Linked DNA regions of Mus musculus: region 1 is linked to region 2. Evidence: chromatin loops called from intact Hi-C (ENCODE). Cell type or tissue: heart. All regions are shown on one strand.

Region 1 (2,500 bases), 53 kb after region 2:
CAAGCGCACATGCAAATATGGAAACAGACAGAGGAAGTGAGACCAGACAGATACGATTGGAAAGAGGAACGAAAGTCTGGGGCAGCTGGCCATCAGGAAAGTTGTAAAAGCTCCCTTGGACTCCCAAGTCTGACCTTGGGAACCAGGGGTTGGATCCGGCTGGAAGCAGCCCTGTTCCGTAACTTGTGGGGTGGTGGAGTGGTAGGCCTTCCATGGCCGCAGAGATGAAGGGAGAGGCTCTAGTTGCTCACTCCTCTCTCCGTCTCTCTCTGTTTTTTTTTTTTTTAGGAAGACTCCACAAAGCCCTCAGTAAGTTTTGCTGAGTTCTATTGCACCTCCTGCTTTCTGCGGCCATCTCTGCTGTGCGCTGAGTGACTCAACTTTCATTATTTGGGTAGGGGGAATAGAGTAATTGAACTACAAGGAGGTTTCCTGGCTCTTCACAGCCCCTTTGTGAATGCTCTCTGTATCTGTTTCCTGCATAACGCTTACATAGCCTCTAAGTGGGAACTGTTTTACCAAGATGTGTGTCTCTCGAAGCTGAGGCCATCTGGGAGTCCTTTGTATTCAGGCCTCGTATTACCTTAGGCAGCATCTAGAACAGTTGAGTCTCTACGTGAATCTGACACAGTCCTCTGGATTCTCAGTCACTTCGTCTTTGGGAACCAATTTTTGACATTTAATAACAATAATAACAACAACAATCCTGCCAGATATAATAGTGCACAACTTTAATCCCAGCACGCAGGAGGCAGAGGCAGGCAAGTAAATCTTTGTGAGTTCAAGGCCAGCCTGGTCTGTCTATCACGTTCCAGGCCAGCCAGAGTTACAGAGTGAGACCCTACCTCAAAAATAAAACAAACAAAACAAAAAACAAGAAAACAAACAAACCTGAAGATATGTAACAAATCTATATATTTTACACAGAGAAAATATACATGCTAACAAGAGAATGGGTGATAGTTTTAAATAAACTTATATTTTATTCTATAATGTCTTCACACCCTTATTTTGTCACCTACAGGTGAGACAGGCAATATTTATTGGGTCTGTAGATAAGATTTACCTTAGAGGTTAAGAGCACTGTCTGTTCTTCCAGAGGTCCTGAGTTCAATTCCCAGCAACCATATGGTGGCTCATTACCATCAATAATGAGATCTGGTGCCCTCTTCTGGCATGCAGGCAAACATACAGGCAGAACACTATATACATACAAAATATATACATACATTTTTTTAAAGGTTTGGATCACATAGAAATTTGGGGACCATCTGTCATATCTCTGGGGACCCCCAGGCCACAGCTGGGAGCTATCACCAGTGCAGACAACATTATGGGGAAGTCCTAGGACGTAGCTGCTTCTTATCTGCTCTAGGAATGTGGGTGTGAGGGACAAAGCCTTGCGAGTGGGTAATTGACCTTGTTCTGATGTCCAACTGTTTTTATTCTTCAGAGAAACTCCGGAGTGAACTGAGTAAGTGACCCGTGTTTTTATCATGTCCACACTGTTAGATCTCCTGCCCAGTAAGTGCAGAGGCAGACAGCTCACCCCCACCCCTGTTTCTTCTTCCCCAGAGTTGAAAAGAGCGGCGGCCAATGCAGGTGAGATGCTCTCTCCCGGGATTTGGCTCTGGTCTCTGGGTGGCCTCCATGTCTCCTCAGCTTTAACACCTCCCTTCTTTGCCTTTCAGGCTGGAGAAGAGCCCGGCTACATTTTGGTAAGTTAATAACCCGGTCTCATTTCAGAGTCCGTCCTTCACAAACTCTGCCACTTAGGTTTCATCCCGTTCCATCTGGATGCAGACTGTACATTTGTTGTTGTTGTTGTTGTTGTTGTTGTTGTTGTTACTGTCACTATGTAGCATAGTTGGATCAAATCTGTGATTTTCCTTGGCTTCTCTTAAAGGACTGTGACCCAGGATATATATATATATATGCCAAGTAAACCCTTTCCTCCCCAAGTTGCTTTGGTCATGGTGTTTTGTCACAGCAATAGCAATGCTAACTAACGTAGGAGGAAAGGGTATATTTGGCTTACAGCTTACAGTTAATCATCAGGCAAAGCCAGGGCAGGAATATGGAGGCAGGAACTGCAACAGAGACCATGAAGGAGTGAATTCTGCTTACCGGCTTGCTCCCTATGGCTTCTTCAGCCTGCTTTCTTATACAGTCAGGACCATCTGCCTAGGGATGACACCACCCACAATGGGCTGAGTACCATCACACCAACCATTAATCAAGAAAATAAACCCAATAGCAAGCTAAGCGGATACAGGCATTTTCTTAATTGAATTTCCCTCTTTCCTGGTTATACAAGCTTAGTGGTTTTTAGCCTTCCTCATGCTGCAACTCTTTAAATACAGTTCCTCATGTTGTGGTGACCCCAACCATAAAATTATCTTCATTGCTACTTCATAACTATAATTTTGCTATTGTTACTAATTGTACTGTAAATATATGCTACGCAGGATATCTGACATGTGACTCCTCAAGTAGTTGT
Region 2 (2,500 bases):
CCACCATGCCCAGCTTACACTCCTGAGCACTCAGGACTACTCCTGTTTCCTCTGCTACGCACCCCCAGCCCTTCCTTTCTTCCCTCTGAGCACTGGCACCTAGCTTCCTCTGGTGGACTGGGCTCCTAATTCTCCTGTTTTCACCACCACCAATTTCTCCTTCCAGAATTAACATTCTGAAAATGAGGTCTGGTGATGGCTGCCTGAGGTGTGCAGAAGCCTCACTAAACTCCTTAGTCACTCCCAGTCTCCCCACGCAGGAGTCACGGACGGGACTACCCCATGGCCCCAGATATATCACACTCTAGCTCCAATTTCCCCTCTCTGGGGAATAACCATTCTTCAGTGGCTCCTCTCTCTCAGGCCTAATTTAACTGAGGCAAAGCTGGAGTTTCCCTCCTTTGTCTCCCCCCAGTCCTAACTTAGCTACATAACCTTTTTTGTTAGCCCTTAGTACAGTGACTCCTAGCAGTGACACAAGGAAAAACAAAGGAGCAATCATTTTAACCACCTGTCCAAGAACTGGAATGTAGTAGGTGCTCAATAAATGGCAACGAATTTTAAGTAGTGCTATTAAGTGGCATGACCCAATCAGTAAGAACCCAGTCATCCCAGCATGCTTTCCAGTAACCAGAAGGAACCGAGGGGACAAAGCAGAAATCTGAGGTCCCCACGAGCCTCTAAGTCTTTCTTTAGGTAGAACTGAAAGGTCTGTGAAACTGTTGTAGCTATGTAGTCTGCATGAGCAGCCCACCCCCCTAACATGGGACTAATATCATTTACTCAAAGGATACTGTATGTATCAGGGCAAATGAGGCAATAAACAAACGTAAAGTGCTTTAACGGAGTCCTGGAAATATATGTTACCAGTCATCACGGGCAGACAAGGCTGGCGTTCCAAGCCCGCTTATTGACTTGGCCTTAAATCGCTGTGGCATCCCAAAAGACAGTCATTTTCTTAAAAACAAAAAACCCAAAAATACTAGCTAGAGGGTCCTCCACAGGGCGGAGCCAGGCAGCCCCTGCTGGCGACGTGGCAATCCCACGTCCTGAAAGAGCGCTGCTGTTGGATTAGGGAGCAGGGAAAGCATGATTGGAGAACGAACCGGAAGGAAGATGTTGCAGAAGCACTTGGACACTTGCAATGAAGTACTGCTGGGAGACCCTAGCGGCCGCCTCGGTTCCCTCTAGGAGGCCTTCCCAAAAGAAAAAGGTCAGGTTTTTCTTGGCTTGGGCTGTCACTACTGGCTGGACCTTTAGGGTTAGCATCTGCCCATAAGAACCGGGTGAAGCTCCCAAAGTCCGCCAAGAGCTCCCTAGCCAAGAGGTCCCTTGCCTCCCTGCCGTCTCATCCCTGCTCTGCTCCCCAAGTTCCCCAGGTCGCTCCCGGCCACCGGGCTCCGGACCAGTCGCACCTTGAAATAGGCGACCTGCAGGTAGTTGTACGGGCTCCGCTTGTTGAACTCCAGGTCCAGTTCTTCACTCAGCAAGTGGGCAGAGGGCGGCCCGAGGCAGCGGCGTAGGCAGGCGGCACGGCGCAGCACGGCTCCGAAGAAGCGCAGGTCGTGCAGGGCGGCGGCGCCCGGGTCCTGGCTCAGGCTGGGGTCCGGACCGAGATCCAGGTCCGGTGCCCACGGCAGTTCGGTGGCACAGCGTGTGCGGCAGCGCAGGCGGAGGGCACGCAGGGCCGCCCGCGAGCGCAGCGCCCGCTCCATGTTCAGGACCACCCCGGGCCAGTCCCCGCGCGAGTAGGCCGCGGTCCCCTCTGCGTAAAGCAGGTCAGGGGCTGCCACGTCCCATCCCGGCTCAGACTCCGCCGCAACCCGTAAGGCGGCGGCGGCGGCGACCGCTAGCATCGCTGCCAGCAGCCTCCTTTCGCTCACCGCCATGGCCTTGCTCCTCCACTTAACGGGACTGCTCGCCTGGGGCACATTCCAGAGTCCCGCCCCCCACAGAAGCCACGCCCAGAGACGAGCCACGCCCCAAGTCCAGAAGCTCGTGGCAAGGAAACTTGTACCGCCTCTTGCTTTCAACCAATCCAAACACTTACTCTTCGTGAGGCTCCGCCTCTAATCTCATGCGCACAGCTCAATGGACTGAGAACGAGAAAACCCCGCCCACAAGCTGTTGTGCGCCTGCGCTTTAGACTGAGCTCCCTGCGGGTGGTGGGACCGAGGTGCTGTTATGGCGGACCCCGGGGTTCCCGGCCGGTACGAAAGTGGTACGGGAAATCTGGGGGTGAAGGAGGCGGCGGGTCCTGGAGGTAGGTGGGACTGAGTTGCCTGGGTAGGAGGTCGCAGCCGGGTGGCTCTTTCCTGCTGGCTCACGGAAGGCTGAGGGTTTCAACTTACGCCTGTGTTCGGGTGTGTATCGCAGGAGCCCTGGTGGAGCTCACCCCGACCCCCGGCGGCCTGGCTCTGGTGAGCCCCTACCACACCCACCGGGTCGGGGACCCCTTAGACCTCGTGGCGCTCGCCGAGCAGGTGCAGAAGGTGAGGAA

What was found. Hi-C counts contacts between places; a loop is a spot of excess contacts. Peaks named below come from ENCODE experiments on the same cell type or tissue, not always from the same donor. Only the 100,000 strongest peaks of a DNase experiment are listed, where the experiment ranks them.
Region 1: it touches region 2 in a loop (4-fold over the local background); 4 of 42 quality-filtered maps call a loop at or near these places.

Annotation. Positions count from the first base shown.
Region 1 is chr4:119,179,175-119,181,674 of GRCm38, reverse strand. Ermap (erythroblast membrane-associated protein) reads left to right here. Exons shown (of 13, transcript NM_013848.3): 9 at 289-309; 10 at 1,454-1,474; 11 at 1,576-1,602; 12 at 1,692-1,718. Among named protein-coding and RNA genes, the nearest start is that of Zfp691, 6.2 kb to the right of the region's middle. In heart, a CTCF peak has its summit at 1,170 (motif pointing left); a DNase peak (open chromatin) is centred at 94.
Region 2 is chr4:119,232,346-119,234,845 of GRCm38, reverse strand. It overlaps AU022252 (expressed sequence AU022252), which reads left to right and starts at 2,122. Exons shown (of 5, transcript NM_001012400.2): 1 at 2,122-2,263; 2 at 2,377-2,492. The coding sequence starts at 2,185. P3h1 (prolyl 3-hydroxylase 1) reads right to left here and starts at 1,931. Exons shown (of 15, transcript NM_019783.2): 1 at 1,416-1,931. The coding sequence starts at 1,889. In heart, a CTCF peak has its summit at 1,135; DNase peaks (open chromatin) are centred at 1,105, 1,255 and 2,075; H3K4me3 peaks cover 2,485 bases; H3K27ac peaks cover 2,245 bases.